Linked DNA regions of Homo sapiens: region 1 is linked to region 2. A link is a loop called in an ENCODE intact Hi-C map of the cell type or tissue named here. Cell type or tissue: sigmoid colon. All regions are shown on one strand. Each heading gives the region's core, and the rest is flanking DNA. Links, peaks and the distances in the headings are about the cores only. Region 1 overlaps PTPRG (protein tyrosine phosphatase receptor type G). Region 2 overlaps PTPRG (protein tyrosine phosphatase receptor type G).

What was found. Hi-C counts contacts between places; a loop is a spot of excess contacts. Peaks named below come from ENCODE experiments on the same cell type or tissue, not always from the same donor. Only the 100,000 strongest peaks of a DNase experiment are listed, where the experiment ranks them.
Region 1: it touches region 2 in a loop (2.8-fold over the local background); 2 of 110 quality-filtered maps call a loop at or near these places.

Annotation. Positions count from the first base shown.
Region 1 is chr3:61,799,903-61,811,999 of GRCh38, forward strand. All of the region lies in intron 2 of PTPRG (protein tyrosine phosphatase receptor type G), which reads left to right. Among named protein-coding and RNA genes, the nearest start is that of PTPRG, 240 kb to the left of the region's middle. In sigmoid colon, for the core only: no CTCF peak of the experiment used is centred there; DNase peaks (open chromatin) are centred at 8,799 and 10,179; H3K27ac peaks cover 1,426 bases.
Region 2 is chr3:61,645,650-61,658,123 of GRCh38, forward strand. The region is part of intron 1 of PTPRG (protein tyrosine phosphatase receptor type G); the gene reads left to right. Among named protein-coding and RNA genes, the nearest start is that of PTPRG, 90 kb to the left of the region's middle. In sigmoid colon, for the core only: no CTCF peak of the experiment used is centred there; a DNase peak (open chromatin) is centred at 4,822.

The DNA of each region.
Region 1 (12,097 bases), core at 4,069-12,068, 160 kb after region 2:
TTGGAAGATGCTGTACTATCACAGTTAAGAGTATGGACACTAAAGCCAGACTAGGGTGGGTGTGAATTCCAACCCTGCTAACTTCCTAGCTGTGTACCTGGAAGGTAATTTAAACTCTCTCTGCCTCACTTTCTTCATCTATCATATGGATCTAACAATGGAAATAGAGTGAAAAATAAAGACTCTGTGGTACAATGCTTAGACCAGTGCCTGGAAAATTGTAATTACTGAATAAATATTGTGTGACTGTGTCCATCAGCTCGTTGTGGGGTGGGAGGGTAGGATGGTGACAGATATATTACTGGTTTTAAGCTGATTTGGTATGTTTTTTCATAGAGCCAGTGTTCTAGAAGGTGGTAGGTTTTCCAGGTGAGTTGAAGACAGGTGACATGTTATTACAGCTCCAATTTCAAAAATAAAGACAGAAAACACAAAAAAAATTCTTTGGGTCAAAAATACCCTGAGCACTAGTAGAGGATAAAGAGTTTTTACTTGAAGTTTAGTAGGTACAAGAACTTGGAGAGTTTCCCAAGGAGGCTTCTCGGTGCCTTGGCTGGGTTAGAGATTGTTGCTAGTTCTTGATGGCGTCCAAGTTACCTCCATGCCAGAGACTTCCGTATGAGGTTGGCACAATCCCTAGTCTGATTTCTCAGGATTAGTGTTTCAAGTTGGGTGAAGAAAGTCATGTTTCCTGAGGTAATAGGTGTGGAGAAAGAAGGGTGTTCCGTGGTGGGGACAGAACTGTGCACGGTACTCTGTTTTTTTTTTTTTGTTCTTGTTGCCCAGGCTGGAGTGCAGTGGCATGATCTCGGCTTACTGCAACCTCTGCCTCCTGGGTTCAAGTGATTCTCCTGCCTCAGCCTCCCGAGTAGCTGGGATTACAGGCACCCGCCACCACGCCCAGCTAATTTTTGTACTTTTAGTAGAGATAGGGTTTCGCCATGTTTGTCAGGCTGGTCTCGAACTCTGGACCTCAGGTGATCCACCCGCCGTCAGCCTCCCAAAGTGCTGGGATTACAGACGTGAGCCACCATGTCCGGCCAGAACTCTGCACAGTACCTTTAAGGAAGAAGAAAGGTGGAAGGAAGCAGAAATCTGCTGAAGCTTTGCAGTGCTCTCTGGTGAAGCCCCTGCCCTGGCACCGCCTGCCGTAGCTTCCCTCTGGGAAGTGACTTCCTGGTAAGGTAAAAAGTGTGTCACCAGCTGCTTCTGCAAAACAGATGCACTGGCAGCCCAGGGGAGTGCTTGTGAGGTGGGAAATGGCTTCTGACTGCTTAATTTAGCTTCAAAAGCACACATATTTTCATGATTACCCCCCAGTGGTCTATGCACACAGACGCCCTCAGGTGCTCTCCAGGTACAGACCACTGGGGAGGGTGGTGTGCGCACACGCATATGTGTGTGTGTAATTTTTTTTTTTTTTTTTGAGACAGTCTTGCTCTGTCACCCAGGCTGGAGAGCAGTGGTGCGATCATGGCTCATTGCAGCCTCAACCTCTAGGGCTCAAGTAATCCTCCCACTTCAGCCCCCAAGTAGCTGGGACTACATAAATATAATTTTTTTTACACACATACATAGAAGAGGGGTGGAGGGGGGAAGAAAGGGGAGGAGAAGATGAGGGTGATGTCTACAGCAATAACCTATGTGGAGTGCAACAACAGAAACTCAAGTCGGCTTGTGTCATAATGGAAAAAATGGAAAAGAATAACGTCTGTGTTGGCCTCAGTGAGGGTTGGGTTCCGCTTCTCAAGACGGTTAGGGACTGTTTCTCTCTGTTTCTGGGCTCTGCCATCCATATTGTTAGCATTATCCTAATTCTGGCTCTGCATTATGGTGGGCTGTTCACTGTCCACAGCAGGGAATGTTTGGAAGAACTTTCTCAGAAGGCCCAGAGGGCCGGATGCCAGGAGTTTGAGACCCGCCTGGCCAACATGGTGAAACTCCGGCTCTACTAAAAATACACACACACAAAATTAGCTGGCCGTGGTGGCGTGCGCCTGTAGTCCCAGCTACTCAGGAGGCTGAGGCAGGAGAATCACTTGAACCCGGGATGTGGAGGTTGCAGTGAGCTGAGATTGCACCATTGCACTCCAGCCTGGCCAACAGAGCAAGACTCCATCTCAAAAAAAAAAAAAAAAGACTCAGTGTTTCAGGTCATGTCAGTTGCATCCTAACTAGCTCCATTATTTGTGCAGCTGGTTATCTTAGCACCAAGATACATGCTGCACCCTACCCTACAGTCTGTTTAGGACCTTAAATCAATTTTTAAAAATGGAAATTATCAGTAATATACAAAAGTAGGAGGAGTAGGAGAATGAGCCCTGGTGTAGTCATTGCCAGTTTGGGTGGAACTTTTAAAAATCACCAGTTCATGATTTGAATAGGGAAGGTGTGACCACTGAGACGAGAACCAGCATTATTTTCCAGAGATGGCAAAATAGAGCTTGAGAAGCTGGCCAAAGAGAAGATGAAATGAATGCTGGTTGCACAGTGTTCAGTATGTAGACATCAAGGGATTCTGGCCCTGTTAGATATGTTAGAGGAAAGGTTTGTTTAACATTAATACAATGTGCTACAGGGGAAGTGTTGTCAAACAGTTATGCCGGTTTCTTAGGTAAAGTTGGCCAGTATTCTTCTTGCAGGCCTAGTTTGCTTCATCATTAGGATAACTGTATGCATTCTCATTGGAGCCTATTATCCAGATATAATTGTTAATTATGTCCATTCTTTCATTCTCAAAATTGATTTGGTTTGGACCATTTATCAGTCCTGGGTAGAAATGCACATTTTCTGACTTTCTGACTGTCTGTCTCTGTGGAGAGCCTCTTTGTATGACACCAGCTCTGCAGCAGGAGTGCTTGTGCACATGGCCATTATGAGAAGGCCAGTTAGATTTCAGGAGTCATGGGGACTGTGAGGACCTGGAATACCCATGCCCAGTATAAAGGTAATTCAAGTTCAGATCTGTGCAAAACCCACGCTGGATGCAAAAACACATTTGCTGGCCAAATTCAGATCACAGGCACCTGGTAGGTTCATCTTCTTCTTTATAGGGAACTGTTAATGTTCTAGACCCTGGGTAGGCAAACTAGGGCACACAGGCCAAATTCAGCTGTCTGATGAACTAATATTGGAACATAGCCACATTCATTTGTTTACATATTATCCATGGGTGCTTTAGCACCATAGACAGAGCCAGAGCCTAAAATATTTCCTGTCAGGCACTTACAGAAAATTTGCTGTGAGTAGAAATCTGTGAGCCATCAATGCCAGTCACACATGTAATTTAAAATTTTCTAGTGGTCATACTAAAAAAGTAAAAAGAAAAAGGTGAAATTAAATTACATTTAGTTGTTTATTTTATTCAACCCATTATCTCTGCAATAGCATCATTTCAACCTGCAATCGATAAAAAAAATTATTAGTGAAATATTTTACATTCTTTTTTTTCCTGCGAAGTCTTTGAAATCTGATGTGTATTATACTCTGTAAGCCCATCCCATTTCTTACTAAGGGACATTGCAATTGCTTAATTGGCCATATGTGCCTGGTAGCCATTGTTTTGGACAACATGGTTCATGTTGTCCATGTTGTCCAACATGGACAACATGTAATGCCTCAAACATTCTGCTAAGCACACTGCAACCCACAGTACTATTTCAACTTATGTTCACGTTTTACTGCATACTTGATGAGTTATTTTTTCCCCCAAAGGATTTTTGTTGTTGTTGTTGCTTCCTGAATGTTGCACTTTTACAATAAAACAATGTTGAAATGTGAATGTCTGGTGGTTGGCTGGGCTCTCTCACTGGGTGACACACCACCATATACTAGCTTTCAGGTGCTCAAAAGTAATTTCTTCCTCAAGAGATTGAAAAATACCTATTTGTCATGGGTCTTCTGGGTCTGTTAGAATAATTACCAAGTATTTGGATAGTTAAAAGTTGCAACGCTAGGGTCTTTTATACTTGCTCTAGGACATAGTTGTCAGGTATGAAAAATTTACCATGGCAAGATCCATTTGTTGTATTAATCACTACCTTTCCCTTAGAGTTGATTTATGGTTCAGAGGGATATTCTGGAAAATGCTTAGATCAAACAAGACCACATTCATTCATGGAGAAAGAGTGGAATGCAGGTTCGTAGTAAAGAAAAATAATTTCCAGGGCTCCTGGGAAAAAGCTTTGGTCACTTAAATGCCCTTGGGCTTTCTGTAAGTAAACATCTGCAGTCCTCTCTATTGGTTTTCTAGCATATTTCACACAAAAGCAGGGGAGCAGAGTAGTGTTAATTACCCTGAGCCAAGTCAGTATTAATCTCAGGTCTCCATTGTTGTTTAAGATTGATGGATAAAGATGTGACTGCCCAGAACTACCTTTGTTCTCTTACTGGAAAGATGTGGACTTGGAGGGGCAATCTGGAGTTAATAGTCAGAACTAGATTGTATCCTCCTTACTGGGATGTGAGCTCTGTCACCTGAGTAACCAATTTCTTTGTAAAGGGATGTAATCTCAAATCTTAGCTTTCAAGCTGCCAGGCTTGGTTTGCTTTTATATCCCCAAATGGAACCGGAACCTTCTTTATTCCAATGGTACATTGTGGTAGACTGTATTCGGCAACCTTTTGTATGAAAGGGTTAACATAGATCTGTCTCATCAGTGTCTTTCTGTTTAAGGATAGCATAAAAGTGCTGATTGTTAACTTCACTTGGTCCTATGCTTATTCTTTATTTTTACTGTAGGATTTACTTTTTCTTTTCCTGTGTCTTTCTCTCTCCAAAAAAAAAAAAAAAATAAAATCTACCTTGATGTGTCAAAGAGATAAAGAAGATGTTATAAACATTAAACAAAAGTTCACGTTTCTGTTTCTTTGTGCCCCCGGTCCCCCTTTTAAAAATAGGCCTCACAGCATCAGGCATTTGCCAGTGCAGCAGTTTTGAAGCATAGGATTTTTCCCCTTCCTGATGTATAAATGCCAGCTCTCTTCCCCCCTTTGCAGACACAGGCATTTTCCTCTTTTGAGTTTTAGTTTTATGATAGCACATTACAAAGAGTTTGACAGATCCTTTAAGATGAAGATCTGTTGATGTACTTCCTGTTTATGGTGGCTCCCAGCTTCACTGGTGATGAGGACACAGGCGCCTGAAACCCAGAGGCAGGGTGGATCTGCACCACTTCTCTGACCTTGCCAGGGCTGACCTTCATCATTCTAAGGGAACTTTTTTTCTTTTTTTCCCCTCCCTAAGCAGTGGTTCTCAATTTGGGGCTATTTTACTCCAGAAGGGGCTTTTGGCAATGTTTGGAGACATTTTTGGTTGTTACAGCAAGACTTGGAGCTACCAGCCTCTAGTGGGTAGAGGCCAAGGATGCTGCTGAACATTCTACAATGCACTGGACTGTCCCCACAAAAGAATGTTCTGTCCTGAATTGTTGATAGTGCCAAGGTTAAGAAACCCTCCCATAAGGGATGTTTTCTAGGCTTAAACAGTGGCCTGTATGTGTCTTTCTCCTTATTTCTTTATTTCAAGAAAAGAAAAACGCTGCCAAAGCAAAAGCCATGCAGTATGTTCATAATAAATTACCTTTTAAAACAAATCCCAGGCCTACTCTTCCCGAAAATGGGAAAGACAAAAAAAAAAAAAAAAAAAAATCAAAGTGCCCCATGGCACAAGTTATCCACTGATGACATTTCCCTCTGAGGACTGTTTTCTGGGTTAGGGTAATTACCACAACCCAGAAGGTCATGGAGTCTAAGTTAAAGGGCGTCACTGATTCAGCTCTCAGATGAGCCACCCCACTGGGATGTATGATGGTATAAACTGCAATTAAATCTTGTGCTGTATTTACTGTGTGATTGGAAGGACAGAAGGGAGATTTCCCTTTAGTCATTCTTACCTAGAGCAAAACTCATGTTTTTTTAGTGTAATGTGATTTCTTGAGAATGGTAGATGTTAGTGAAGTGGGGCAGGGAGATGGATTTACAAATCTTGGAGTTTGCAAAATATGACTTGACCTTTTGTTCTTATGTTGTGGGCTGTGTTTTCTATTAAGCTCTCGATCATATTCTCTCTTTGCCATTTAAGAAAAATACAGCACAAACCTCTGTCAGATTTTAGTATATGGTGACCTAATTTGGTGGGATGATTGCTAAAGTTCTGGAACAGGCCCTTTGTAGCTGATTTTTGTTGAATTGATAAGCATCGAATATACTAAATATAATTTTTTGTGCCTAGGTCTCTTCCAAAACTTGCATACCATTTTTAGCCTGAACTCAGTGTTATCATTTTGGTCTTTTAAAGTGGAGGGAGGGGGAGAGGGAGAATCCAATTATAGCAAGCCTGACTTGATTGAATGATCTTAGAATGAACCTTGTGGGAAATAATGTGTTGGCGAGAAAGAAAGTTGAGTTTCTAAAGTTACAGAATCTGTAGATCTGTTACACAAGTGCATGTAGGTAAAGCCTCCCTGGAATGATTCAAAAGGTAGTTGTAATGGATGGGTTAAAGACTTCATTTCACCATCATCCTTATCCAGGTTCTGAATACACATGCCCTGTCGGGTCTGTGGCTCATTTTAGATACAGTGAGTGGAAAATTGAATTTAATGATTAAGTCTTTTTGGTTTCTGATTTGTGGATTTTCTTGTGATTTTTGTACTTCTGGATTTATATTGCATCTTAGTGAATATCATTTTTTTTCTTCTTAAATTATCTAAAATATGTGATAGGGTAGTTAGCAAACCTGTGTTGGTTATACCTATTGGCAAATGAAAGGAGATGACAGAAATAGGCTCCGATGGGCCCATGGCTGAATTACAGAGTGGTAATTATTCTTTAAATACTGAAATAAGAGTTTTGCCTATTAGAAGCCTCATAAAACCAGTGTCTACAATCTATCTGATTTTGCTGTTGATGTAATTTTAGGAAATCAAATGAACTGGGATGGAAATTAGGTTTCATACTCCGTGGCTTGTGTACCCCTCTAAGTTCTATTAAATTTTATAGGAGTTTTACAGGTGGAAACACAGCAGCACCACAGCTTTTGTCACTTCAAAGAGCAGCCCTTTCATAAACAGAGAATACAGAATCATGCCTTTTATCTTGCCATTTAAAAATTCTTCATTTTCTGCACCCAAGTGATTTATCACATGGACGGAGAGGACAATTCAGGATATTGTATTTCGAAAAAGGGAAAGAGAAGCCATTCAAATTCCTATTAAAATGAATTGCACTAGCTGTACATCATTTTCTAATTTCTGAGACGACTTGTAAATCACAAGGAGAGAGGGCATTCTACCATTGGTCAGGGGAAAAATGGGAAATTTAATAGTTTGTCAAAGATTGATAAGAAAGGATTACCACTCTGAGAGACCCTAACTTGATGAGCAAGTACATTTTGAAGTTCATCAGACGTATAAGCAGTTGGAGAGTTTAATTAAAGTTACTTGTCATTACTCAAGTTTACATCCGGTCTGTCTCTGGGCCAGCGTATATGGTATGCCAGTGACATTGTCAGAACTTAGTTTTGACCCTGAGAGCTGTGCGTTGTTCTTTTACTCCCTCTTGATTCCTCTTTCATCATGTAGAAGCTGATGTGTATTTTAACATTGTGGTCAATTTGGTGACAGAGGTCTTGATCAGTGCAAGTTCCAGTAGTTAGCTGAATTTTATATTTTTCTTTATTTTTTAGCTGATAATGATTCAAGTTGTTGGAATAATCTAAGACTGCTAGAAAATAACATATATACACATATGTACACTTGTGTAAATGCCATCTTGATAACAGAATCATAAATGTGTTCATGTAAGGGTATGTGTGTGTACGTAAATATGTATTATTGAATCGTATTGGGATGATTTTTTTTTGCCCTTTCAGATGTCAAATTGTATATTGAGACTATTTATTCCATTCTTATAAGCAAAGCCCTTCCTTTCCCTCTTGTTCCTGCAAAGCAGCTCAGAGAATGACTTTTAACTGGGCAACCATATTTTTGATCTTCTGCAGAGCTAGGAGCACTCTGACATATGGTTCAACAAAGGCTCGCAGACCGGGGCATCCAGTACTTGTGGTGCTTCTGTTAACGCCTGTTTATCAGATTATTGAAGGGCAAGCTGCTTTCCTCAGAACGTGCTTGCTCTCCCTGACTCTGTGTAATCCTATCCAGGCACGGAGCTGATATTGTTATACAAACAAAACTCAATAGGCATTACTGAAATCCAGAGAGTGGATTCTTTAGGATTGGACCTTTTGTGTGTGTAACCACATTTGAAGGAGACCTAAGAATCATCATCTGGAACTTTTTAAAATTGCAGTTACTGGAAACTAAAGCCAGAAACTAGGAGAAAACCCTCCGATTTTTTGTTTGGTTATTTTTAAGTGGAGAAGTTACAAAGGTGTTAGCTGTTAAGATGTGGAGTGAACTGGAATCCAGTGGCTCTCAAATCTTGCAGCTCATCAGAAACCCCTGGTGAACTTTGTACGTGGCACTCACCCCTATTCCTTAACTGTGAAATCTATACATTTTTTTTTCATCCACCCCAGATAAATCATATGTAGGTGGGCTCTTGGTCCAGTTTGGGAACCCGTAAAAGAAGTTATCAACCTCATCATAACCTTCCCAGGCAGGAATCAATTTCTTTGAATATAAGCCATTCAAATTCCATAATATGATACTGGCTCTAAAGGCACATTTAATTATGTAGGACACACCATCCCTTTCGCAAAATCGCACAAAGATTTCAACTTAGGCCTAAAATCTTTGGCACATACGTTGCACTGGGCACGGATCCCTTGGCCTAGATAATACTGAATTAAACTCCTCCCTTTCCTGCCCTCCCACACAGAATTTGGCCAGAGAAGCTCAGTGAAGGTTATTCTTAAACCCATCCCCGTTGTTCAAATCTGGCAGTAAAAAAGGCTTTACAACTTGGGTCAACTCCTAATGGGGCCTTTTGATCCAAGTGCTTTAAAGTTTAGACCTTTTGTATCTTTGTTGATAAAAACTGAGGTGTAGTATACCATTAAAATTTTTAAAAAATTATTTCTACTGAACCTGTTGGATTTAATCTGTTTTTGCTATCTAGTAGGCTTGTGACCTTGAGCAGATGACTTAACTTTGCCACATTTTTTTCTTTTCTTGTAAAATGGGGGTAATATAATCCATAGAGTTATCATAAGAATAAGTAAAAGAATGTGTAAAGTGTTAGTTCACTGCCTTCCACATAGTGAAGGCCCAGTAACTGTTGTTTCTTATTATTATCACGGTGGGGGAGGTTAGTGGGGGAAAGTTACAAAATGAATAAGCAGCAGACTTTGCCTTAGTCAAGAGCTTGCATCCTCAAATTTGGAGTAAGGTATAATTATATTACCATACTAGAAGTAGGAAGGATTAAAAGAAGAAAATAAAGATGCACTCTTTTTTCAGAGAAAAATGTGATCACTGATGGCTTTTTGCTGCATCTTGAGGGGAGACATTGCCCATGAAACAGTTTTCTGAGCTGAGCCCAGAAGAATAACCCTAAAGGAGTGGGACAGATAGAAAATCCAACTGGAAGAGGAAGTGGTATGGTGTACTAGTGTCTGACACACAGAAGATACCCAAGAAATAAGGGTTGAAAAACATGAGGCTTTATGGAGAGAAACTTACATTTGAGTTCTGATCCTGTTAATTTCTGTAAAATAAGTATTATAACACTGACCACATAGGGGCCAGTGTGGACAGTGAATACTATATGTCATGTACCTAGCAGGTTATCTGGCACGTTGTAAGCTTGAAAAGAAAATAATATAGTTATTCTGTATTAATATGAAGGGGAATAGAAAGACATAAACTTGAAACATAAATGTGGACCAGATAATTAAGGCATTTGAATCCTGAACTAAGGAGCTTAGATTTTATTCACTTGACAGTTGAGAGCCACGGAAGCTTTTTGAGCGGGTGCACAGCTATTGAAGCTCTGTGCTCTCTTGATTTCAAGGTGATTAAGCAGAACAGTTTTCCCCCAGCTCCTGTATCAGGGAGGCAGAGCTTTCCCAGAAGTCCCATTGCATACTTCACCTCAGGTGTGTTCTTGGAATTGTGGCCATGCCCACCTTATAGCTGCAATGGGGGGCTGGGAAACTGTTTAGCCTGTTGAGCCTCTGTAGCTGGAAGTGGGCTGTGCCTGCACAGCCTAAATGGCTTTTGGTCTGTGGCCAGGAAGCCAGTGATACTTGCAACTGTGAGCATAATAGCATGTTGGAGGCCAAAGTGTACTCTACAGGGAGTGCAGGATAAAATAAGAACAATACGACTGGTACAGAGAATAGAGGAAAGGGTAGAGGTTTGTATGAAAGCTGGCAAATTCAGTTCTAGACCAAAAATGAGTTTAGGGTGCAGGTAGGATATCCAGGAAGAAGTGATGCATGGGCAGGAGTAATTTAGGATTAGAGTGCAGGACTGAAAGTATTGATCAGTGAATCATTGATTTGGAAGATGACAGTAAAACCCTAAGAATCTGAGGTAAGGAAGGATGAGAGAGGAATGGACAAGAACCAGATAACAAGCTTAAAGGAATGATTTCTTTTTAGGTGCCCTGTATAAGCAACGACAGTGCGAAGGGATACCTTATTTAGCATTGTTTAAACCTCTTTATCTGCTCCATAGGCATATGACCTCAATAAAGGCAGCAGTGTGTTTATGATGCAGACCCAGCTAGAAGACAAGTTCCCAGGTCTGGCTACCCACCCCTACTCTTGGCCACCCAACTCCTACCTCTTTTGGACAGATTTCTCTTCTCAGCTCTGTCTGTGTAATGCAATTGTCCCTACAATGGCCTTTGACAGAGAAGTCATGGAGATCCAAAGAAACTAATTAGAATGAATAGGCATTTTTTATAAGTAATTCGGGACAAATGGAGAATCCAGTCCTTAAGAAGGGTTGTAATGAGGGTAGCTGAATTTGCTTTTGTGGGCTTTTACTTTAGCGTTCCACCATCAAGGTGACATCATATGATGTAAGAATGAGTATCTGATTGGCTACCTGCCAGCCAATGAGGGTTCCCCCTTGCCTACCTGTGTTGGGGAGTGCAAGGCTGTCACCAGGAGGGCAGGTTAGGGTGAATGTGGCAGCCCAGGTGAGGTAGACCTGATGATTGTTCGAATGTGACACTTTCTCCCTGTCATAGCCCAGCAGCCCCTTTAGTTTGTGACTCTGCTGTGCCTCCCAATTAGGCCTGCTGTGGACATCTCACTTCTGGCTGAACTTTGGGCTGGGTTTTGTGATGCTCTTTGGTCAGTGGAATGTCATGGAAGGCCCATGAATAGAGTGCTTGAATGTGCTTGCATGACTTTACTTGGCCTCTCTGTTCTGCTAGGTACCATGAGAAAAGCATGTCCTAGATTCACAGGTGGAACTTCCTGGCCCCAACCTGTTGCTTAACTCTCAGTCACCCAGTGTACCCAAACACCAGTGAGCAAGAAATAAATGCCTACTGTTGTTCAATACCAAAATCCTTTTTTCCCCTCTTGCTTTTGGTCCCACAGTATTGTTGCAGTAGAAATCTGACCAACACAGCAGACAAGTTGACTAATATGTCTGCTCTTTGGCCAGAAAACCAACAAGAGCCAGAATGGACAGTGATGATGGAAATGAATTAGTTGCATCTAGGGCCATGTAACTTGCCCTCCATTTGACCAAAGCTGAATTTCATTGAAGTGTCCATTCCATCATGCCTGAGTTCTATATTGGAAAATGATCTGCTTTTTCACAAAACACAACTTCAGCTTTCATATCCTGATTAACAAAGACAATATGCATTATTAGACTTAATTTAAAGGTGTAATCAGCCATGCGAGTCAGATAAGGGAAAAAATAGTACCATGGACCTTTTCCAAATTCCCACAGGCTTAAAATATAAAAATTCCCTCAAGAGTGCTGACAGCATACCTTGCCTGTTATTACAGCTTGAGTTTTATTTTGTTCCTCTGCCAGTACCAGAATAAAATTAGGTTACAAATCAGATCTAACGGTTTAGATTATTGTTCATCTTGAGCTCTGCGCTTTCTCTCCATTTGTTGTGGCATAGCAGAAATAATTAAATTTATTAGTAGGCCTGTCTT
Region 2 (12,474 bases), core at 1-8,000:
TCTAAAGGGCCTGATAGTAGATGCTTTAGATCCTATGGACCATACAATCTTTGTTGGAATTATTGATCTTTGTTGTGGTGTTGTGAAAGCAGCCATAGACAATATGTGAGCAAATGAGCATGGATGTGTTCCAGCAAAACTTTATGTACAATAACAGGCAGTTGCCTGATTTGACTGTAGTTTGCCAATACCAGATCTAGCCTAACCAGTGATCCTGGGAGCTGAGCTACCCAAAACTTTCAGTAAATTCTGTTTCTTAGATCAGGTAGACTTGGTTTATTTTCCTTGCCACTAGGGTATTCATTCCTATTTCCAGACTTCATAATCTAACTTACTATGTGCAGAGGCCATAAAATCTTACCTGCTTTATACAGACACAAATAAGGACTCCTCCATTCAGAGAGAGTAACTCTTTTGGATAAAATATGGTTTGTTTTTGATTCTCTGCAGTAGATCATCTTTTTTTATTTTTTTGAGATGGGGTCTCACTCTGTCACCCAGGCTGGAGTGCAGTGGCGCAGTCTTGGCTCACTGCCACCTCCACCTCCTGAACTGAAGCAATCCTCCCACCTCAGCCTCCAGAGTAGCTGGGACCATGGGTCCCACCACGCCACCACGCTTGGCTAATTTTGTGTATTTTTGGTAGAGAAGAGGTTTTGCCATGTTGTCCAGGCTGGTCTCGAACTTCTGAGCTCAAGTGATAACGCCTGCCTTGGCCTCCCAAAGTCCTGGGATCAAAGGCATGAGCCACCGCTCCTGGCCAGATCATCTAATTCTTAATTGAACTGCCTTCTTTGTCCAAAACTCTTCTGGAATTACACATCTAGAAATGCTCCCATTCAAAACATTATTCCCCTAGAGGAGTTCTTTGTACCCTTTCCCCAGCCTCCCCCAATGATGCATTCTATATACTTATAGTGTAATATCAAAACCAAGAAACTGACATTATCAATTCACAGACTTTATTCAGATTTCACCAGTTTAACATGCACTTATTTGTATTTACTCAGTGGTGTTTGTGGTGTGTATGTGTATGTATAGTTTTATGCATTTTTTTCATATGTGTAGATTTGTGTGACCAGCATCACAATCTAGATACAGGACAGTTCCATCACTGCAAAGATCTCATATGCTACCCCTTGATAGCCACCCCCACATCCCTAACCTCTAGCAATTACTAACCCATTGTTATTTCGAGAATGTCATTATATAAAGGAAATCATACGGTACATAACCTTTTGGTGCTGGCTTGCTTTACTCAGTGTAGCTCCCCAGACCCATCCAAGTTGTTTGTTCCTTTTTATTCCTGAGCAGTATTCCATGGTAGGGATGTGGCAGTTTGTTTATCCGTTCATCTGTTGAAGAACATCTGGGCTTTTCCTAGTTTGGGGCTATTACAAATAAAGCTGCTTATGAACATTTGTGTACATAGTTTTTGAGTGAACCTAAGTTTTTATTTCTCTGAGATAAATGCTCAAGGGTGCCATTGCTGGGTCGTATAGTAAGTACATATTTAGTTTTATGGGAAACTGCCAGACTATTCTCCTTTACTAAGCACGTGATAACTGGAATTGGCAGTGTTTGAACAGCTCTTCCTGTCTTTCATTTTACCGTCTTTCACACCATTATCTGGATTAATTTTTAAACAAAAGAGGAATTGCAGTTTTCTTACATGCCAGATATTATACTAAGCACCATACACATACTATCTAATTTAAGCCTCATAACAACTCCCCAAAGGAGGGTCAATACCATTGTTTCTCTAAAGAAGGAAACTGAGCCACATGGTATGTGCGATTAATGAGCTAGATGATCCTGTAATTGTTCAGGTTCATCCAGCTCATTAAAAGTTATCAATTGGCCGGGCACAGTGGCTCACGCCTGTAATCCCAGCACTTTGGGAGGCCGAGGCGGGCGGATCACGAAGTCAGGAGATCGAGACCATCCTGGCTAACACAGTGAAACCCCGTCTCCACTAAAAAATACAAAAAAATTAGCCGGGCGTGGTGGCAGGCACCTGTAGTCCCAGCTACTTGGGAGGCTGAGGCAGAAGAATGGTGTGAACCTGGGAGGCGGAGCTTGCAGTGAGCTGAGATCACACCACTGCACTCCAGCCTGGGTGACAGAGTGAGACTCCGTCTCAAAAAAAAAAAAAAAAAAAAGAGTTAGCAATTCAAACTCTGACCTTGGAGCTGGTGCTGCTTTTCTGAAACCACTGAATGTTTGGTGCCCTTGATGCCTTGAGATGTTCCCTTACGAAGTGTCCTGATTGTGATTGCGGCCTGTGAGGCCCGTTATGGCTTGTCTATCTACTGACACTCCCTTGTACCCATCCGTGAATCCTCTGTCCTCTTGGGTTTTATTTTTCTGTCTTGCTTTTGATATGCCTGAAGCCCAAGACAGGCTGCAACTTCATGATAAGTGGAGGCTTCATGTTTGATTAAACCAGTCCTATGCATTGTCACCTGAGAATATCCTGACAGTGGAATTAGTAAAGGAGACTACTGCAGGGTGTTGTGGACCCCCATGGTGATGAAGACACTCTGAGATTAAAATAACATATTAGGAGATTCGTTAACATAGTTGTCCATTCGTTACCCAGGCAATCCTTGTTTCATTCATAAGGTCTCATGACTGCATCTTAGTTGGACTTAGCAGCACCTAACTTCTGCGGATTCCCTGGCATCCCTCCAGGACCCCATTCTTTCCTGCCTTGAATGCCTTCCTGTGTTTCACACATAGGCACCAAGGATCCAGGTGGAAGACACCTAGCTTGCTCCTACCAGGCTACACATTTTCACCCGAGGGGAAATGAAAACTGGGCAGCAAAAGAGAGGTTTTCTTTTGGAATTACACATCTTGAAATACCTCAGTTCCTCTGTCCTGAGACAAAGGCATTTCATTTTTTGTTGGCAGCTAAATGCAGGGTGTTTGAGTGGGGTGACCCCAGGCTGATGCACCAAGGGAACGTCTAATGCCTGCACTTCCCAGGCTTTCTGCTGCAGAACACACACTCATTTGGCTGCCATCTGTAATACAGTCAGAGAGAGAGGGCAGACATTTTTCTATTAGGTTCTATTACCTTGTATTGGAAGAATAATGGCATGTTGCTTGAATGTTTCCCAAGAGAATGTTTTCTGTGCTCCGTGTATATTTCAAACTCCAAATAAGAAAAGTAATGAGGGTTGGGGGCTGCTGGTGAGGCAATCTCCACTTTAAAGATTCTGATCTTTGTTGAAGCAATTATTTATTTACATGAAAAAATAATGCCTTTTCCTTGAGCTGTCTCAGGAAATCCAAAAGTGAAGAAGCAAATAGACGTTTCATATAGTATAGCAGTGTCAAAGAACAGTCATATGTGAGTTTATTACCAAGGTTAAAAAACCTAGTGTTAACTTTGGGTTTGTCTAAGTTTGTTTTTCATTGTTACACGAGTATGCCGGAGACTGGTTAATTTATTTTACTTCCTCCCTCCCTCCCTCCCTTTTCCCTTTTCACTTCCCTCCCTCCCTTCTTTCCCTCCCTCCTTCCTTCCTTTTTCTATTTTCTTTTAAGAGATGAGGTCTTACAGTATTGCCTAGGCTGGTCCTGAACTCCTGGGCTCAAGTGATCCTCCCACCTCAGCCTGCTAAAGTACTAGGATTACAGGCATGAGCCCCTGTGCCTGGCTTTGGTAATTTATAAACAATATAAATTTATTTCTCACAGTTCTGGAGGCTGGGAAGTCCAAGATTTAGGTGCCAGCAGGTTCAGCTGTCTGGTGAGGGTTTTTCTCTGCTTCCAAGGTGGCACCTTATTGATGCATCCTCTAAGGAAGATATGCTGTGACCTCTCATGCAGAAGTGGAAAAACAAGTGAACCAAACACTATCTGAAGACTCTTTTATATGGTTCTTAATCTCATTAACAAGGGAGGAGCCATCATGGCCTAATTGCCTCGTAAAGATCCCGATTCTTAATACCATCACATTGACAACACCTACGTTTTGGAGGAGACATGCAGGCTTCAAATCACAGCAGGGCTAAATCAGCATAATATGACAACTTGGATTTATTGTGTTGAGTATAATGCAAGGCACTTTGCTTATATTACATTGGCTCCTCTTAGAAATAGGTTGTCGTATAGATGCACAGACTGACACTTAAAGTTTTAGTTACTTGCTCAAGATCATGTGGCTGATGACAGGGCTTGAAATTGGTAAAGCCTTGGTTTGGGGTTTGAATCCTGCCTTATGTCCCTGAGCTCATTATTTCAACAGACTTGCTATAATCTGCTGGTGGAAAGCAGACCATCAAGAACATCTTTTACAAATGGTAGCCTGAAGGTCCTAATAAACAGGGCACTGAGTTTTACTGCTAAACCTAATAAGGGGAGTCTCTGGTTTCTCTCGATTTCTCCTTGTCCTTAATTCTTCCACCTTTTCTTCCCAGAAGGAAAAATAAAACCCATAAGCACCAGGGATTAAAAAGCCTGGTACTTTTTTTCCCCTGTACAAATGCAGTGATACATATTGAATGTGTGAAAACCAGAGCTGTACACGGCTGCTGAGAAATTATCTTTTAATACATAAGGGTTACAAAACCAAATCAAGGAAGCCAAGGGTGGGGGCACCATGTACCTTGATCCTAAAAATGTTGAATGCCAGCGAGGTATTACAGAATCTACCATTGCCACTCACCTAGGAACACCAGTGGGAATGTGTAGTACAAGATTTTTGTGGAATGAGACTCATGTTCGAAGAACACAGTGACGAGTTCCGCACAAAACTGTTGAGAAGCAGCCAAAAAAGAGCTCATAAGAGATTGAGTCCCGGCCAGGAGAAGGGAAACTTGGCACCTGATTTTATTAGGATGCAATAGTTATCCAACCATTGGATGTGCCTGCGGTTTTCACAGGGAAGACCGTAGACCTCAGGATGATAACTGAGTAAGAAAGAAGTTTTGTGTTTGAGCCCATGTGTTTCTAACCAGAGTGCTCTTTTCCATGGAATAAATGTTTCCTAACACTAGTGTGAAGATTTAATCAAATACACACTTCCTCATCAAACGCACAGTCAACTTTTATCTTAAAATTTATTAATGTGATGGTTTTCATTTTCAAATGTAAGCATTTTCAAACACTTAATTGTTTAACTCTCGATTTGCAAAATGAGTTTTTTGGTGAAATGTGTCATTTGAGGGTCTTTTACCACTGTTTGGTTTTATAGCTTGCTTTTCTTGTTTACTTTATGATGTAAACTAATTTTTACTACCAATAAAAGTTTTAGGAATCCTATTTACATGTGAACAATGATTCAGCAATTTGAACCTATATTTTTTGCTGTGGAGTTGTCTAGTAAAAGTTTATATGACTCTGCTGACTCTAATGGCTCCGATAAATTACACATTTATCTGTGTGTATGTTTATATTTTTTTCCTCATTGCCTACACTTCTAGAACCCTGTTCATCAACCTCAATTACACGATGTATTTGGACACTCTTTCTCTTTTTTTTTTTTTTAAAGGAAAAACATAATTTCTATATACTACCAGATGGGTGTGTTGGCTGTAAGATAAAAATCCCAAAATACTTAAGAGACCATCTGGTATCTTGGTAGGGTTTAGTTGATTAAGTTCTTGTGTATTGATTTCAGTCTGAGCAGAGGTAATCTTATCCCTTTGGATCTCTACTTAAAGAAAAAAGTTGTCGTTGACATTTTGTCCCATTGTTAATAATCTTTTTTTTTTTTAAGTTTCACAAGAAAATACTAGTGATAGATGATAGCAGCCATTGATTTATATGCTCACACAGTTGCTCATGACTAGTGGTTGTTTATCCTGAACGGGCCTGATGAAGCCTTAGGGCTAGACTTAGTTCATGAGACACAGATTTCTTTAGAAGATGATAATGGGTCCATGTGGGAATTGACCTGGATTCATTGGTGTTGAGCTTGAAGCTAAGCAATTTCCGTGCACCATGTTGGAAGTTTTCTGGGTGTTACTTTGTAGGCCACCAGTGAATACTGCACCTCTGGTGTACCTTGGAGAGTGTCAGAAGCTTTATATATATTGATCCATGTAAGTCATGTAAGAATCAAATAGCCAGGTGTGGTGGCTCACGCCTGGAATCCCAGCACTTTGGGAGGCCGAGGTAGGTGGATCACTTGAGGTCAGGAATTTAAGACCAGCCTGGCCAACCTGGCGAAACCCCGTCTCTACTAAAAATACAAAACTTAGCCGGGCATGGTGACACACACCTGTAGTCCCAGTTATTCGGGAGGCTGAGGCAGGAGAATCACTTGAACCTGGGAGGCTGAGGTTGTAGTGAGTAGAGATCACACCACTGCACTCCAGCCTGGGCTACACAGCGAGACTTCATCTCAATATATATATAAAAGTAGGCCAGGCGCAGTAGCTTATGCCTGTAATCCCAGCATTTTGGGAGGCTGAGGCAGGTGGGTCACGAGATCAGGAGTTCAAGACCAGCCTGGCCAAGATGGTAAAACCCCATCTCTACTAAAAATACAGAAATTAGCAGGGTATGGTGGTGGATGCCTGTAATCCCAGCTACTTGAGAGGCTGAGGCAGAGAATTGCTTGAACCTGGGAGGCGGAGGTTGCACCGAGCCCAGATCGCCACTGCACTCCAACCTGGGAGACAGAGCGAGACTCCGTCTCAAAGTAAGTAAATAAAAAATAAAATGAAGAATCAAATAAATAGTGCTCTATTCCTCATTCTGCAGATGCGGAGTGTGTTAGCCATTGACAGGGCTGATCTTCAAGTTTACCTCTGCCTGACTCTGAAATTAGAATTTCCTCTACGGTGCAATCTATTTTCCCTGATGGCCAGGACACTTGTTGAGCTCTTTCTTTGGGTCATGGACTGGGCTAGGGTTAAGGGATATTCAGTGGAGCAAATGTTCCCCTTCTCTGCCCTTCTAGAACCTTGTTCCTCTAGTTACAATATTTTAATATTGTTGTTAATGTTTCTTTTCTTATTTATATTTAAGATACATCCTCAGGCTCTTCATTTTAAACAGGGATTCTCAACCTTAGCACTAGTGGTATTTTTGGGCCCCGATAGTTCTGTGTTGCTGGAGCTCTTCTGTGCATTGTAGGATGTGTAGTAGTATTCCTGGCCTCCACTCACTGGATGCCACTAGCATCCTCCTAAGTTGGAACATCCAGGGGTAGTCAAATGCCTTCTGGCAAGTGGGGGATTCTCCCCTAATAGAGAACCATTCTTCTAATGTAACTGCCAGCTATTTGTCACTGGGTGAAGGGTCAGAAGCCTGTTTGGCAGCTGCAGAATCTTTGTATCAAAATGCTATGGAGTGGAGATTTACACTACAACCACCAGATATCATGGGGGTAGAAATTATGCCAAACAACAGATTTGTATTCATTGCAGAACATTTTATAAGTACATATAAGATAAGGGAAAAGTAATTTTTTTTAAAAGTACTTATAAGCCAAAAGAAGAGACAATTTAAAAAATCATCTCACAATGTAGAGATGAATGTGACTTAATGTCACTACATCCTGATAGTTTTTTTTTTCTATACATATTACACATAGGAAAGACGTATTGTACATATAGGGTTAGTCAAGACATCCTGTCTGTGACTGATGTTATGCAATCTACTTTTTCATTTTATATTGTGAACATTTCCCCATTTCTTTAAATTATCCCCCTTTTTTTTTCCAGCATGGTTCATAATGGGTGGCATATTTGTCTCCTGTTCCTTGTCATTTTTAGCAGCTGCAATAGTGATCCTCCATAAATGGGCCAGTGTCTACTTTTCTGTCATTTTAATGTTGGACATTTTATTTGTTTTCATTTTTTTTTTTGTTCTAAATAATGCTTTTAGTCCTCACGTATTTATGTACATGAGACTGTATGCCAGGCACCCCTGCTTCAGGTACCTTGGATAGAACAGTGAACAAGGCTGATCCCTGTCCTCATGGATCTTACAGTCCAGCTGCGTATGTGTAGCTAAATCATTGCATATGTCTTTGTTTTGTTAGGATTCGTCGTGCCCTGCCATTTTCTCAGATGTGTTGTCCCCTGCCCTTTCAACTTTCTTTGCTCATCAGGGTAACCTCTTCCTGTATAAGGGCCCAGCCTCTATGAAAGGGAGGCTCTAGAATCTGCTCGCCTGTGAGATTAGAATTCACCTTGGCCCACACTGTTCCCAGTTATCTAGTGAAATCAGCATGAATCAGAATCTACTAGAAGCAGCATGTGTGCAGGTTGTTAAGCGGGGAGCGGTGGGGGGCGCGGGGAACTGTAAGGGAACATGTAAGGCTAATTAAGGTACATCATCTGTTAGGTGTCTTTTTTGTCCTGTTTTTCATGGATGGCTCCAGGGGAAGCCCAGTGCCACATCTGAGAGGCATAGAGGGAACATGAGATACATGCCCTTCCAGGGCACTTTGACTTTGACAAATTACCTAATCTCTTCGGACCTCAGTTTACTCTTGTGCCTTATAGTGTTGTGGTGAGAAATGAATCGTGTGTGAATAGCATTTACCGTGGAGTCTGGGATGTGGGAGTCATTCAAGAGAATGGGGCTGCTCTTGTGCTTTAACCAACACCTGCCCGCCACCCCCTGCACCCATATGCTAGATAATTGATGTGCGTTCTCAAGTCTTCATAGCACATTTAGGAGATATAGGTGGAATTTTGTTAGTTTTTGCTTCATATGCTTTGAGGCTCTGTTGTTAGGTGAATATATATTTATGATATCATTCTTTTTTCTTTCTTTCTTTTTTTGAGACAGGGTCTCACTCTGTCCCCCAGGCCAGAGTGCAGTGGTGCAGTCTCAGCTGACTGCAGCCTCCGCCTCCCAGGCTCAAGCAATTCTCATACCTCAGCCTCCTGAGTAGATGTGACTAGAGGCATGTGCCACCATGCTCAGCTAGTTTTTTGTATTTTTAGTAGAGATGAGGTTTCGTCATGTTGTCCAGGCTGGTCTTGAACTCCTGAGCTCAGGCAGTCCGCCCGCCTCAGCCTCCCAAAGTGCTGGGATTACAGGCGTGAGCCACCATGCCTGGCCTATAATATAATTCTATCCTGCTTTCTTGTATGCAGCCCAGGGCTTAATGGGTTGACCTTCTATGCTGCTGACAAAGGAAGGCTACCTGTGCTTTTTCTTTTTTTTTTTTTTTTTGAGACAAAGTCTCACTCTGTCGCCCAGGCTGGAGTGCAGTGGTGCAATCTCGGCTCACTGCAACCTCTGCCTCCCGGGTTCAAGAGATTCTTGTGCCTCAGCCTCCTGAGTAGCTAGGATTTTAGGTGCCCACCACCATGCCCAGCTACTTTTTGTATTTTTTTTTTAGTAGAGACGGGGTTTCACCATGTTGGCCAGGCTGGTCTCAAACTCCTGACCTCAGGTGATCCACCCACCTCGGCTTCCCAAAGTGCTGGGATTACAGGCGTGAGCCACCGCACCCGGCCACCTGCGCTTTATCAGCTTATTGAGGTGTGCGGCAGGAGTCCTGGTTGCCTGGTGAGTCATCCTGCAGGTGGAATGGTTGAGTCGCCGAGTCCCCTGCCAGATTGTCCAGAGTTGTACAAGGGCACAGTGCTGCCTCTCAATGACAGGAAATAGGTATGATTTCCTCTCTCTTCTTTGTCCTTATTTCATCTCTGATTATTGTCTTCCCAGCATTTAACCACATTTGCAAGTTACGTTTTTCACTTATTTGTTGACCTGTTCATGATATTCATTAATCCTGTAGATTAAGATCTTCAGGGATTGTTATCAGTTTCACTTATTCTTTTATCATATGGTCCCAGGATACTGCCTGGCACATAGTAGATGTTCAGAAATATGGACTAAATGAGTATTATAATTGACACATCTCAGTCAAGAAGGAGTGGCAGTTATACTCAGTTGTAACTTTTTCTTGAAGATATGTATCTTCAAGTTACTTGTACTAATGGGTGGTTGCATATTTTGGCTCTTTTACTTTGTATTTTTTTAGAAACAGGGTCTTACTTTGTCACCCAGCTTGGAGTGTGGTGGCAGGATCACGGCTCACCACAGCTCACTCCTGGCTCACTCCTGGGCTCAAGTGATCCTCCTGCCTCAGCCTTCCCTGTAGCCAGGACAACAGGCATATGCCATCATGCCTGGCTAATTTTTAAATTTTTTTTGTAGATATAGGATCTCCCAATGTTGCCTAGACTGGTCTTGAACTCCTGGTCTCAAGCCATTCTCCTGTCTTGGCCAACCAATTGTGAAACTGTGTCTGGCCTGTTTAACTCTTAAGTGTAGATGTAATTTACTTCATGAAAGAGTCAGACTCAGTGGCTTATACCTGTAATCCTAGCCCTTTGTGGGAAGCTGAGGTGGGAGGATTGCTTCAGGCCCTGAGTTTGATACCAACGTGGGCAACATAGCAAGACCCCCCCCCCCCCGACCATCTCTAAAGAAAATAAAATGAAAAAATAAGCTGGGCATAGTGGTGAGCTCCTGTAGTCCCACTTCTCAGGAGGCTGAGGAGGGAGGATCAGTTGAACCCAGGAGTTTGAAGCTGCAGTTAGCTATGATTGTACCACTGTATTCCAGACTGGGCAACAGAGCCTGACCCTGTCTCTTAAAAAAATAAATAAATAAGAAAAACAAGAAAGGGCTTCTTTCCTTCTGAGTGTGTGAGCATCCCTCATTTGATGCAGAAGGTGAGGTGACACAGAAGTGGTCTCTGTCTCAGGGATTAGCAAATTTAGTAGGGAAATGCCTCCATAGCCCCCAATTTACATATGAATAGTTAAAAACTGACCGTTTCATAAAATAAGCCCTAACCAGGAATGCATTTTAAGGGAATACTCTTGTGATGAGTGGATTTCCAGAGCAAAGAAGAGACACAGTCTGAGTTACCAGTGCCAATTACTTGGTACCACTGCAAATCATTCCCCTTTGGCAACATTATTTTTAAAATTAACTTTTAGGAATTTCTTCTCCAAGCGTATTCTTGGTTCGGCATTCTAACAGTTCATTTACCTGATTGCATTTGATGGGTCTGTTGGGATTCTGGAATGTCAATTTTACTTTTTAGGAGATAGGTTGCCTGGGTCATGTCCAACATTCTTGTAGATTGAAGATATTTTCCTTAGCTTCTTGTTCTTTGCTTTCTGGACTCACATCCTTTAGTTGTTTTCGATTTGGGGCTACTATAAAAAATGTTTTTACTTATTCTCCAGATATTTTCTTCCAGCCATATGCCGGGCCCCTTTGTTTCAGGCACCCAGGATAGAGTGGTGAACAAATCCCTGCCTGCACAGAGCTGACATTCTAGAACCTGTGTAGGGGAGAGAAGATTCCTTTCCCTTACACATCAAAAAGTTCATGGCTGAGGCCCCCATAACAGATTAACAAGAGAAAAGCAAGCATATTTATTGAATATCAGTTTTACGTGTCACAGGAGTTTTCAGAAATGAAGACCCAAAGCAACGGGGAAAACTGTATTTTTATGGACAGTGGTGCCAAAGTATGATTGGAGGACAAAGGGGTATTATTGTCTACCGGTAATAAACTGTGGGGGTGGAGGGGAGCCAGCAAGGCTTGTTTTGTTCAATTTCTTCTTGGTGTCTCACAGAAATAAGGACGTTCCTTTCCTCTGGGCATGTGGAGGACCTCTCTAGAATGAGGGTGAGACTATGACCTACTTTCAGGGGAAGGTCAGTTAAGTTTTATAACCAGTTTCAGGGGGAGAAGGGATGAGAGAGGACCAGAGAGACCATCCTGCTTTTGATGTTCTCCCAAAGGCAAGGTGCTCCATTTTGAGGCCAGGAGTTTGGTACTAGCTTGGGCAACATAGCAAGAGCCCCCGTCTCTACACAAAATAAAATAAAAAAATAAGCTGGGCATGATGGTGAGCTCCTGTAGTCCCACTACTCAGGAGGCTGAGGAGGGAGGATCAGTTGAACCCAGGAGGTGTTCTCAACTCTGGCACATGCTTGTAGCTGAATTATTGATGATGCCTTTGATTTGTTTTCTTGGGATTCATTGTGCCCTAGTGTCTCCTGTATGTGCCGTCCCTCATGCCTTCAACTTTCTTTGCTCAAAATGAAACCAATTGATGATAAATGAAAGGATCAGTAGGCTTTAAAGCAGTTATTTACAACTGAGCATTTAGAGTTCCCACGCTTAAAAAGTGGGAGCTGTTCCCATGGCTGCTGAGAGTGCTGCGGAAGCTGGTTCTCTTTGTCCTTAAGTTGATCGATAGCAGGCATCAGCGGGGAAGATGCTTTGTACTTTGCTTGTTAAACAGAGGGCTGCTAAGCAGCTGTGGCAGTGTGACCCTGGTTGTGCTGCTGTGGGTGACATGAGTGTGCATGTGGACAGTGGTTATGGTGCTTCCCTACACACTGGGCACCCACCCTATGGACAGACACACTCCATGAAAATGTTTGGGAAGTATAAGAGCTCCAGGCCATGGGATGAAATGGGAAGGACCTAACTCTGATTTCTAGATTTGGAATTGAATCT